Linked DNA regions of Homo sapiens: region 2 is linked to region 1. Evidence: chromatin contacts called from ENCODE Hi-C or POLR2A ChIA-PET data. All regions are on one chromosome and are shown on one strand. The core of a region is the stretch at or near the end of the contact, and the rest is flanking DNA. Distances in the headings are between cores, read along the strand shown. Region 1 has its middle 21 kb from the start of ANTXRL. Region 2 holds the start of ZNF488 (zinc finger protein 488).

The links. Hi-C counts contacts between places; a loop is a spot of excess contacts on that map. ChIA-PET counts read pairs that join two places held with the same protein, here RNA polymerase II (POLR2A). Pooled maps may share reads with other maps.
Region 2: a loop to region 1 is called in a pooled map, with 15 times the contacts of the local background. The contact joins the promoter of ZNF488 here to the enhancer-like site in region 1. A Hi-C loop is called at or near these places in 2 of 37 single-sample maps with no recorded cell type and 6 of 50 pooled maps. POLR2A ChIA-PET finds 5 or more read pairs at or near these places in 1 of 52 experiments (activated naive CD8-positive, alpha-beta T cell).

What each region holds. Positions count from the first base shown.
Region 1 is chr10:46,262,926-46,268,563 of GRCh38, reverse strand. It overlaps the pseudogene ANTXRLP1. Among named protein-coding and RNA genes, the nearest start is that of ANTXRL, 21 kb to the left of the region's middle. RefSeq lists an enhancer at 1,547-2,212. Within about 2 kb of position 2,348, at least 2 of the 41 ENCODE cell types and tissues checked have a DNase peak (open chromatin) inside an H3K27ac peak, as active enhancers do.
Region 2 is chr10:47,381,944-47,387,581 of GRCh38, reverse strand. ZNF488 (zinc finger protein 488) reads left to right here and starts at 3,289. Exons shown (of 2, transcript NM_153034.4): 1 at 3,289-3,362. RefSeq lists a silencer at 2,841-3,320 and an enhancer at 2,883-3,382.

The DNA.
Region 1 (5,638 bases), core at 1,099-3,598:
GAGTGTGTGCATTTGTTTGGTATGTGTGGGGGAGGATGTGTGTGGGGAGTGTGTGAGTGTGGTGTGTGTATGTGGTGTGTATGTGTTTGGTGTGTGTGGTATGTGTGTATGTAATTTGTGTGGGTGCAGTATGTATAGTATGTGTGGGAAGTTGTGCTGTGGGAGGCTTGAAGTGTGTGAAGTCTGCGGGGAGGGTAATATGTGGTCTGTGTGTTGTGTAAACGTGTGTGTGATCTGTATGTGAGGTGTGTATATGTGCTGTGAGTGTGGTGTGTGTGGGGTGTGCATGAGTGATGCATCTGTGTGTGTTGTGTTGTGGGTGTATGTGGTGTGGGAGCTGAGGAGGGTATGTGTTGTATGTGTGTGGGGGTGTGAGTGTGTGTAGGGGGCATATATGCATGTGTGTGTGGTGTGTGTGGGGTATGCGCAGAGTGTGTGGCATAAGCTGGGGTGCTGTGGAAGTGTGTGGGAAGGGTACCTGGTGCGTGGTGTCTAGTGTGTGAGTTTGTTGTGTGGAGGAGTTGGGAGTGTACTACTTGTGTGTGTGGTGTGTGTGTATGGGATGTGTGGTGTGTGTTTGCTGTTTGTGGAGTATGTGTGTTTACTATTTATGTGTGTCTGTGGTGTGTGTGTGTACAGTGGGACTAGAGTGTTTGGGCGTGTTGTGTGTGTCATATGTGGGTGTCTACATGGGGATATCTTGTGCGTGTGGCATGTAGGGAAGGAAATGGTGTGATGGCATGTATGTATATTTTGTGTGTGCATTCAGTGGGTGGTGGGTGTGTGTGCCATGGCTGTGTGTGTATGGTGTATGTATACGTGTTTGCTGTTTATGTTGTGTGTGTGGGGTGTGCTGGGTGTGTGTTGGGGGAGTGGAGAGTGTGTGGTGCGTGTGTGATGTGTGTGGTGTGTGTGTGGGATGTGTGGTGTGTCTTTGGTATTTTTGCTGTATGTGTGTTTGCGATTTATGTGTGTGTGTGGTGTGTGGGTGTGTGTGCTTCGGGCGTGTTGTGTGTGGTGTGATGTGTGTGGTATGGGGTGGGTTAAGTGTGTGGTGCAGTGTGCATGGGTGAGTGGGTGTGGATGTGTGGCCCACATGGGTGTGAATGTGAGTGTCTATTGCTGTGGGGGGAATATGCAGGGGTGATGGTGTGAGTACCTGTGTACAATTAGTGTGTTGTTAGCTCACAACAATAAGTTTAACTCTAAAGCAAGAAAAGACATGTGTGAGAAGTTCTCAGGGAAACACCAGCAAATGGCATGGAACAGCAGCTAACCCAGACCACAGGGCAGGAGCAGCCAGGGCTCCTCCCAGGAAGGCCAGGCAGGTGCAGAAGGTGAAATATCTGTATAATTTACCACATCAACAAAACGGGAAACAGGGACCAAGCGGTTATCTCAGGGGATGAAGAACAAGAAGTGGGGGCGTCAACATCCCACAGCACCCTGTGAGCAGAAGGAAACCTCCATAGCCCAACAAAGGCATCCGCACAAACACCCTCAGCTCACCTCAATCCCACAGGATCAGTCCCAGCATCTGTCCCTACTGTCTGGAATGTGGCAAGGGTGACTTCTTGCCATCTGGGGTCCCGGCATGGGTGGTGACATTGTGTGGTCCTCTGTGATGACCCGTCTGTCCTGACCTCCGCCTGCACACGCTGGGACTCCGCATGGCCGGCATTTACGCAACTACCGCTGCTGGAGAGGAAGAGAGCCTTGGGTGACTCTCTTCCATGGGGACAGCACGAGGCTGGGTGCCGCTGGCCCCAGAGCAGCAGCTGGGCTCTGGCTTCCCAGTTCCTCACTGCAGGGTGCCCTGTCAGTAGGCTGTGGGGACCGACACACGGTCCATGTCTGAGCTCTGCTCTCCATGGGCACACGACCAGAGCAAATAGTCCAATGTCAGCGAGCTCCAGAGGTGCCTCCCATGAACAGAAAGGACGCTGTCAGGCCTGTCGTGAGTCCCTAGGCACTGGGCTGTGCAGGGACTGGCACAGGGCTGGGAGCTGGTAGGACCCAGGAACAGGAGCTGTGCTGACACTTCTACGATTGGTCCTGGGCTCTGTCCCCGACACCGCCTCTCCCCGATGCAGAGCTGAGGGTGGGGATAGAGTAGAGAGCTCCCCTCCCCCTCAGGGTCTCTTTCTGCTGCTCCTGATTTAAAGCTGCTCAGCCATGCAGCCAGTGTGACAGCTGTGCTCTGATGATGTCCCCTGGAGATGCACAGGCTGTGGCGTCTGAGCAGCCCTGTCAACCTGTCAACCCCAGGTGGGGATGTGAGTTGTAACTCCTCCCTGGAGGCAGCTGAGTCGAGGTGACAGGTGCCCTCTGCCCACCAGCTCGGCCCTCTGCCTCTGCCCACCAGCTTGGCCCTCTGCCTCTGCCCATGTGGCCCGCAGTCACAGCCCTGACCTGTCAGCTGTTGGCTGAGTTGTGCAAAGCTGCCCCACATGGAGGGTGACAGTCACAGGAGGGAAAGGCCAAGGCAGGAGCCTGGAACTCAAATGCAACAGAATGAGCCCTCTCAGCAGGCTGTCACCAAGAAACCAGGAGGGCTCCAGGGAGCCCAGGAAGGAGGCCAGGGAGGGAGGCACACAGCCCAGACTCCCTCATTCAGGCCTGGGCCTCCTATCCAGCCTGGGAGAGGCCTCTGGTGGCCTCACTGCTCCAGGCCCATCCTGAGCCCATCCCCCACACATGGCTGGAGGGTTTTGACAGGCATCTCCCTCTCCAGCCTGGCAGGTGTCTGAGGCTCTTAGCAGAACCCCCAGGCCCTCCAGGGGCCGCTCCCTGTTCTGGGCACCTTGTGCAGAGGTGGGACCAGGTGGAGCACAGGCACTCTGCAAGCCTTGCCTCACCTCGAAGGGCCGAGCCCACCTGTCCTTCACAGCCCTGTTCATAGGGCACCTCATCCTGGAAGCCTTTCCTGATGACCAGCCCCTCTGACTCCCTGCAACCAAGGGCTTGGTCTGTCCCTCTCATCAGTCACTTGTCACCCAGGGTGTATCATGATTTCCGGTTGTCTATGTCCAAGTATAATTTTCTTCTTTAGTTCTTTGGTTTTCTTCCAACCTTTATTGTTGAAATTTTCAAACCTATAGGTGAGTGGAAAGGATTGTGCAATGAACACAAACACACCTCTATCCACCACTGGGATTTTACAATGAATGTTTGCCCATGCTCCTTTGTCTGTCCTTCTCCCTCTCTTTTCATCCATCCACCTTGCAAAAAAAAAAAACAATGTTTGCAATACATAGAATATGTAGTCCTAACACAGCTTAGAATGTAATTTGCAACCACCCTGATCGTGAAGCTTTGGGGCAGCCCTCAGTCCTGCTCAGGGTGGCCGAGTTGGGCTGACCAAGGGGCGCAGGCCACAGGCCCAGTTGCTCCCTCCCGGGCACACTGAGCTCAGGTCCGACTGGCCAGGGCCCTTTGGACACCTGAGCAAGGAAGATGTTGAGAATGCTGCCTGATAGCATCAGATTTGGAAGCAGCTGTTGTCTGCCTTAGCGGTAGGAGAGCACCCAATGCTTACCCTGAGTGGGGCCAGGTCTGGTTGCTCAGCACAGGGCACCAAGCTGGCCTTTCCTGCTCTCTCACAGCCTCAGTGCCCCCACCAGGCCCAGGGTTTTCTGAGGACAGCATAGTATCCATCAAGTGGGTGCCCACAAGGGCTGGGCTGGCACCTTGAGCAGGAGGAGCAGGCCAGGCCCAGCCGGCTGATGTCAGCAGTCAGTGTGTGGGGCCTTGAAGTGAGGCAGGCCTGGGAGCTCCTCATCTGAGGAGCATGGTTCCCTAGGTCCCAGCCAGGAGCTGACACGGAGAAACACAAACCCACTGAGGCCTGCATTTCCCATTTCCTAAGAAAGCTAGAAATCTGGATATTTAGGGGAAATGTTCAGGCTTTCAACTGTGAGCCCCCATTTTTGAAAATACTTGAAAGCCTCAGAAAGTATGTCAGCAGGCCAGCTTCACCGACAGCCTGCCTTGAAGGTGTGACGCTGCAGGAAAGCAGGAAGCAGGGTTCAGAGGAAGCTTTCCTCGGGTGCATGGACTGGGGGCACCCCAGGCATCAGCAGGGATTGGAATGCGTGGGGCCTGGGCCAGGAGGCAGGGGTGGAGGCCAATGCCCTTGGCAGCTGCAGACCTGCGGTCTGCTGACTCCTGAGGCCAGCCCCACCTGCCCTGTGTCCCCTGTGGTGTTTGTCTCAGGGCAGGAGCCACAGTGGTGGAAGGACACACTCCCTGAGCCTCAGGGTGGGTGCCCTGTGGTCCTTGCTGGATCAGGAAGAGCAGGAGATGAGGAGTTACCTGTAGGTCTCTGGAATCGCAGCTAAAACAGGACTTCTGTGATGGATTGCCCTGAGCAGGGTCGTAGGTGCCTCACCTGTCCTACCCGAGTCCTGGCCCTGCCCCTGCCCCTGTGGGTGTCCTGCCTGCCACAGGCACACAGAAAGACAGGGAGGAGAGACCCCGAGTGTTCAGCAGCCCTGAAGGAGGCATCAAGGCCTGGGTGCCCAGCTGAGGCATGAGACATGGTGTCTTCAGGCAGCCTTGTGGCTCCACTTACACCTTACATCAGGGAGGGCCTGGCTGAGTGCACCGCCTGTACCCCTGGGGCCTGAGGGAGCACCACAGATTTCAGGGCAGGAATAGTACTCTGAGCCTGCCCTGTGCAAGGACCAAGGCCTTTCCTGAGCGTGTTGGTTCAGGGATGGTAGGGAGAGGGTCCTTGAGTGTGCTCAAGGCCCAGCTGCCTCCCCCTGGACCCTCAGTGACACCAGATGAAGATTTGACCCAGTGGACACATAGATGTTGGTCAGACACTGCTCCTTCCTTACAGGAGTATCTGCAAGTTGAGTTTTGGGGGAGGATCTCCAGGAACAGGGAGGTCAGAGGAGAGGCAGCCCTCCACTCTTCCACATTCAACCTTTTGAATGCTGTCCTTGCAGAATCCTACCATGTGGTTATTCATGGAAATGGCTTTCAGAATCTAAAGAAACGGGATGAAGTTATTTGCAGATTTATCTTCAGTGAAAGCACTATCATTGGTAAGTTGTCTCCTCGGTGCCTCTGAGTCACGTATTTCCCACACAATGCTGCCTTTTCCCACAGCCAGCCAAGCCTCCCAGCCCTTGCCAACCATTCCCTGTGGACCCTGTGGGGTTAGAGGCCATGAAGACAAGTGGAAGGAGGCACTGGGAAGGCCGGCCACCCCTCCCTTCATCTGCCAAGTGGGGAAGTAAAAAATCCACCTGTGCCTCAAGAGCATCTTAGACGAGGGCTTCCCCCTCAGTGAGGCTGGGTTTAGGACTGGGTCTGTGATCACAGCTGCATCTGCCCACCTTAGCCTCAGTTTCCCCTTCCCTTGAGAGCCCAGGACCCAAAGCCCACAAGGCTGCTCCTGGGAAATGTTGGCAACCCCGGAGGTCTGAGTCTGGCTGGCCAGGTGCACCAGTAGCTTGCCCAGAGGGGTATGTTTACCTTGCACTGAGGGAGGATGCCAGCCTGTAGGCCTGGGCCCTGGAATCCTGGCTCAGGCACACATTGCCTGTGTCACCTTGACCAGATGAGTGTTCTACTCTGAGCCTCTATTTTCTCAATTTAACATGGAGCTAATATGGTGCTGGTTGTG
Region 2 (5,638 bases), core at 2,040-4,539, 1.1 Mb before region 1:
AAGGTTTGGAACTTCCTAGAGACTTGTTGAATGGCTTTGACCAAAATGCTGATAGTGATATGTACAATGAAGTCCAGGCTGAGGTGGTCTCAGATGGAGATAAGTAACTTGTTGGGAACTAGGATAAAGGTGCTTCTTGCTATGTTTTAACAAAGAGGCTGATGGCATTTTGCCCCTGCCCTGGAAGTCTGTGGAACTTTGAACTTGAGAGAGATGATTTAGGGTATCTGGTGGAAGAAATTTCTAAGCAACAAAGGGTTCAAGAGGAAGCAGAGCATAAAAGTTTAGAAAATTTGCAGCCTGAAGATGTGATAGAAATGCAAAACCCATTTTCTGGGGGAAATTCAAGCCTGCTGCAGAAATTTGCATAAATAATGAAGAGATGAATGTTAATCATCATGACAATGGGGAAAATGTCTCCAGGTCATCTCAGAGACCTACAGCAGCTCCTCCCATCACAGGCCCAGAGACCTAGGAGGTAAAAATGGTTTCGTGGGCCAGGCTCATTGGCCCTCATCTCCTCTATGCAGCCTTGGAACATAGTGCCCTGCGTCTCAGTTGCTTCAGCTCCTGCCGTGGCTAAAAGGGGCCAAGGTACAACTTGGGCCATTGTTTCAGAGGGTTCAAGCCCCAAGCCTTGGAAGCTTGCACATGGTGTTGGGCCTGTGGGTGCACAGAAGTCAAGAATTGAGGTTTGGGGCCAGGTGTGGTGGCTCACGCCAGTAATCCCAGCACTTTGGGAGGCCAAGGCCAGCGGATCTCCTGAGGCCAGGAATTCAAGACCAGCCTGGCCAACATGGTGAAACTCTGTCTGTACTAAAAATACAAAAATTAGCCTGGCATGGTGGCAGGTGCCTGTAATCCCAGCTACCTGGGAGGCTGAAGTGGAGAATCACTTAAACCCAGGAGGTGGAGGTCACAGTGAGCCGAGATCATGCCACTGCACTCCAGCCTGGGCAACAGAGTGGGACTCCATGTCAGGAAAGAAAAAAAAAAAAAGAATTGAGGTTGGGAAATCTCTGCCTAGATTTCCGAGGATGTGTGGAAACACCTAGATGACCAGGCAGAAGTTGCTGCAAGGGCAGGCCCCTGATGGAGAACCTCTGTTAGGGCAGTGCAGAAGGGAAATGTGGGGCTGGAGCTCCCACACAGAGTCCCCACTTGGGCACTGCCTAGTGGAGCTGTGAGAAGAGGACAACTGCCCTTCAAATCCAAGAATGGTAGATCCACCGACAACTTGCACCTTGTGCCTGGAAAAGCCACAGGCACTCAAAGGCAGCCCAAGAAAGCAGCTGGGAGGGGGTCTGTACCCTGTAAAGTCACAGGGCCAGAGCTGCCCAAGGCCGTGGGAGTCCACATCTTGCACCAGCATGACCTGGGTGTGAGACATGGAGTCAAAGGAGGTCATTTTGGAACTTTAAGGTTTAATGACTGCCCTATTGGGTTTCAAACTTGCATGGGGCCTGTAGTCCCTTTGTTTTGGTCAATTTCTCCCATTTGGAATGGGTGTATTTACACAATGCCTGTACTTGCATTATATCTAGGAAATAACTTTCTTTTGATTTTACAGGTTCATGGGTGGAAAGGACTTGCCTTGTCTCAGATGAGACTTTGAACTTGGACTTTTGGGTTAATGATGGAATTAGTTAAGACGTTGGCAGACTGTTCGAAAGGCATGATTGTGTTTTGAAATATGAGGACATGAGATTTGAGAAGGACCAGGGGTGGAATAATATGGCCTGCCTCTGTTTCCCCACCCAAATCTCATCTTGAATTATAGTCCTTATTGTAATGCCCATATGTAGGGGGAGGGACTTACTGGGAGGTGATTGAATCATGGCGGTGGTTGCCCTGTGCTGTTCTCATGATAGTGAGTGAGTTCTCAGGCAATCTAATGGGTTTGTGAGGGGCTTTTACCCCCTTCACTCTGCACTTCTCTCATTCTTCTCCTTCCAGCCACCCTGTGAAGAAGGACCTGTTTTGCTTCCACTTCCACCATGATTGTAAGTTTCCCGAGGCCTCTGCATCCATGCTGAACTGTGAGTCAATTAAACCTCTTTCCTTTATAAATTACCCAGTCTCAGGCAATTCTTTATAGCAGTGTGAGAATGGATTAATACAGTCTAAAATAGATCTTTCTTTATATAACTTAAAAATTACAAGTGATGAAAAGCATTTGAGTTGGTTGGTTGTCAGTTTTTTCCCCCTCTTTTGGAGCTGTATTTAGTATAATAGAATATCTTAAATTAGTGGTCTTTTATAATAAATGAAATTGGGTGTACTTCGCCCCAGCATATTAGGGTTCCCTTGCTTCATGCCTTCCATGACAGTTGGTATTATTATATTTTAACATTTATGCCTAATGATTAAACATCTCCTTGTGGTCTTAATTTGCATTTTCTAATTACTCTAGAGACTTCGTCCTTTCACATGATTTTGGTCGTTAGTGGTTCCTCTTTGAAGTGCCTATTCATGTCTGTGTCCATTCGTTGCTTTGGGTGTTCCTCTCTTTCACACTAATTCATTAAAAGTATATATCCTGGATACTAATCCTTTATCAATTGCTGCAAGTATCTTCTTTCAGTGTGTGGCTTGCTTTTTCACTCCGTTTGTTGTTTTTTAATCAAAGTATAAGTTCTTAATTTTAACGCACTTTAACTGTCATTTTCCACCATGGCCCGAGTCGCGGAGTCCGCCTTCCTGGCAGAGCGTTGCGTGGTCACAGCTGAGGTCTGGGGAGCAGAGGCGGCGGGCGCTCCCGGGGGGAGCTGGGCGATTCCGGCGGGGGGAGGTGCCGATCGAGCGGCCGCCAGGCTGCTGGGGGAAGGAGGGCCAGGAGGCCGTGGGGGTCCTCGGCGCAGACTGGAGCCGCAGGCACCGCGCGCAGCCCTCGCCCGCATCGCCGAGGCCCCGCGGGCCCAGGAGCGAGAGGTCGGGCGCCCAGGACCAGAGGGCGTAGGCGAGAGCAGGCACCGCCTCCAAAGAACGCCCTCGCCCTCCCGCAGGCGATGGCGCCCGGCCCTGACCAAGCCAGCTGGGGGCATCTCCGCGGAGCTGAGCCGGGGAAGGGCCGGGCAGCCCAGAGGGTCAGAAGGGGGTTTTCTCCCGGGGTTGTGAGTTCTTTGGCCAGCGGCACCCTCCCCTGCCGGGGCCGCCCACCCGCAAGCCCCGCCCCGAAGGCTGGAGCTTCCCTGGGGGTGGGCGACGCCGAGACCACGCCCCGAAGGCGGGAGCGGCTTGGGGGCGGGATCTGGCCGCCCTCAGGGCTCCGGCGCCAAGTTCAGAGCCACGCGCAGTGCTCTTGGCCGGGAGGAGGCTGTGCTGCACCAGCACCTCTTGCTCCACATCTCCAGAGAGCCCAGGTGAGGCGCACCCTCCTGTCTGCAGGGACAGAGCCGCGAGCGGGCGCGGGCGGCGGGGTCCATCTCACTTCCACATCAGCCTTTCCCCAGGACAGGGTTGTTGAGTCCTGCCTTTGACTGTGGGGTCCTTTCCTTCCCAATGTCGCCAGCTTCCTCTCTCTCCCACGTCGTCTCCGAGTCCCATCCCCGTTTCTGTTCCCTTTCTCTTCTCTCACTTTTTCTCCTCTATCTCTTCTTTATTGTCTTCCTGTTTTCATTTTCTTCTGTGTCAGTCTCTCTCCCTCTCTCTTTTCCTCTCTTTGTTTATTCTTCTCCCCTACCTTCTCCCTCTCCCCCCTGTTTTTTCAGCACTCAAGAATTCTGCCTATGAATTTTTCTCCTAGGGTGACTTTCAGGCTGCAGTTGTTTTCCTCCCTCCCACTGTCTCTCCCGGGGTTTATCCTGTGTTGCTGTTATTCTCAGCCCGGGCTTGCGCTGGGCAGTAGGGTAAGAACCATGCATCAGCCCCAGATCCTTTCTCCAACAGATTATATCCAAAGATCTGGACATGTATCCTGTTCACTGCCTTTCCTGGGAAACAAAACAATACCAAATGATCACATTATAATGAGTTTTTAGAATGAGCTAAAAGAACATACCTGGTTTTAGAGACAAGGGGTTGATTGAATCCTTTCCTTGACATTTTGCCTTTACTAATAGACACAGACAGCACAGCAGGAAGCTAAGCCTTGCAGAAGCATTTAGGGGGCGTTCCCACCCACACCTGCCTTCTGGGCAGGCTATGCAATGCCAGGTGCAGGGGAGGGAGGGGACAGGATTCAGAGCAGGGTTGTAGGAAGACAGTGGGAGGCCAGGGCTTTGAAACATTTGAGGGAGCCTGGAAATAAGAAATTAACAGTAAATTTCTAAAATATGTAGTTGCCAATGCCACTGATGTACAGAAATGAAATTAATTACTCCTGAGGGAGACATTAGACATTTTATGGCAGTAATTATGGCATTTGAAAGTAATGATTTTATGTACATTAGATAGGAGGGCCAAGGGGAAAATATTTCCTGTTAGTATCAAAGATTGTCGTAGATGCATAAGGGACGAACTCTAGAAAATCAAGTCTCATTCTTTTTGAGGGATAAAATAGAACTATATCGAGGCAATTTTTTGTTTCTTGGTTACAATGTAATCTTATCAGAGATATGTGATTTAGTTTTTAATGATATTTTATGACACATACATATTTATATGTTCAAACACACACAAATACATAATATATATGCACTAAGTTATAAAAGAGCCCTTGTTTGTTTGTAAAGATCTTAATTACCAATAAAGGTTGAAGCTTTCACTTCTTGGAAATAAGTTAACATGATATTGTAGTTTATTATGACCTTTAATGAAAATTCAACTAATTTACTTTTGATTGATACAGAAATGGAAATTTGGCCGTAGATAAATCACACAGAATTAAACAGAAATTAAGTATGATGAAGGTGCATTGCAGTGTGTTCAGTGAAAGAATTTGCATATGCTAGATATTTTGGACAAATTCATAGGTATGTGCATGGAACTGTGATTTGTGAGGCTTTTTTCTGGTTTAAAAAGTTAAATTGCCTTTATATCTAATCCCTGATCCCCAACATATGCGGATTCTGGGGGGAGGGATAAAAGACTTTGCAAATGATTTAGAATCATCGTGTCTGCTTTGCTTGGCAGATTTCTTTTCAGACATCCAAGAGGTGGCAACTTTTGTTTGAAACATATAATCACACCAATTATTTAAAAAAAAAGACAAACTTAAATATTTTTAAACTTATTTTTCCTCATTAGTGGTCTGTGCCTCTATAAGAACATCATTGTCTTTTTATCCTTAGATGATGCTATTGTTGGAACCTGGGAAGGTCGGAAGGAATAGCTGAGGTAAAATCATGGACTTTTTGCCTGAAGGCTGCCAGTGGAATTGGGACCACTGTCTCAGGCTCCACCTTTATTCTCTAGTTGTATCAGGAAAAGAGCTGCTGTTCCTTGTGCTCTTGCTATCTGGCATGCACAGAGCCCTGTTGAGTCCTGTCCGTGAGTGCCTGAAGTGAAGATCACCATTCTTGTTTTACTTATGAAGAGATGGAGGCCCAGAGTGTTTGTCTGAGCTCAGGCAGGTAGTGGCAGGGTTGATTTGGAACACAAGTAGTGCCCTGGCGCCTGAGTGACCAGGGCTAATTCAGTCCCTTTATGTGACTTCCATGTTGCTGCAGCCCTGGCAAATATAACGTCTAAAATATCA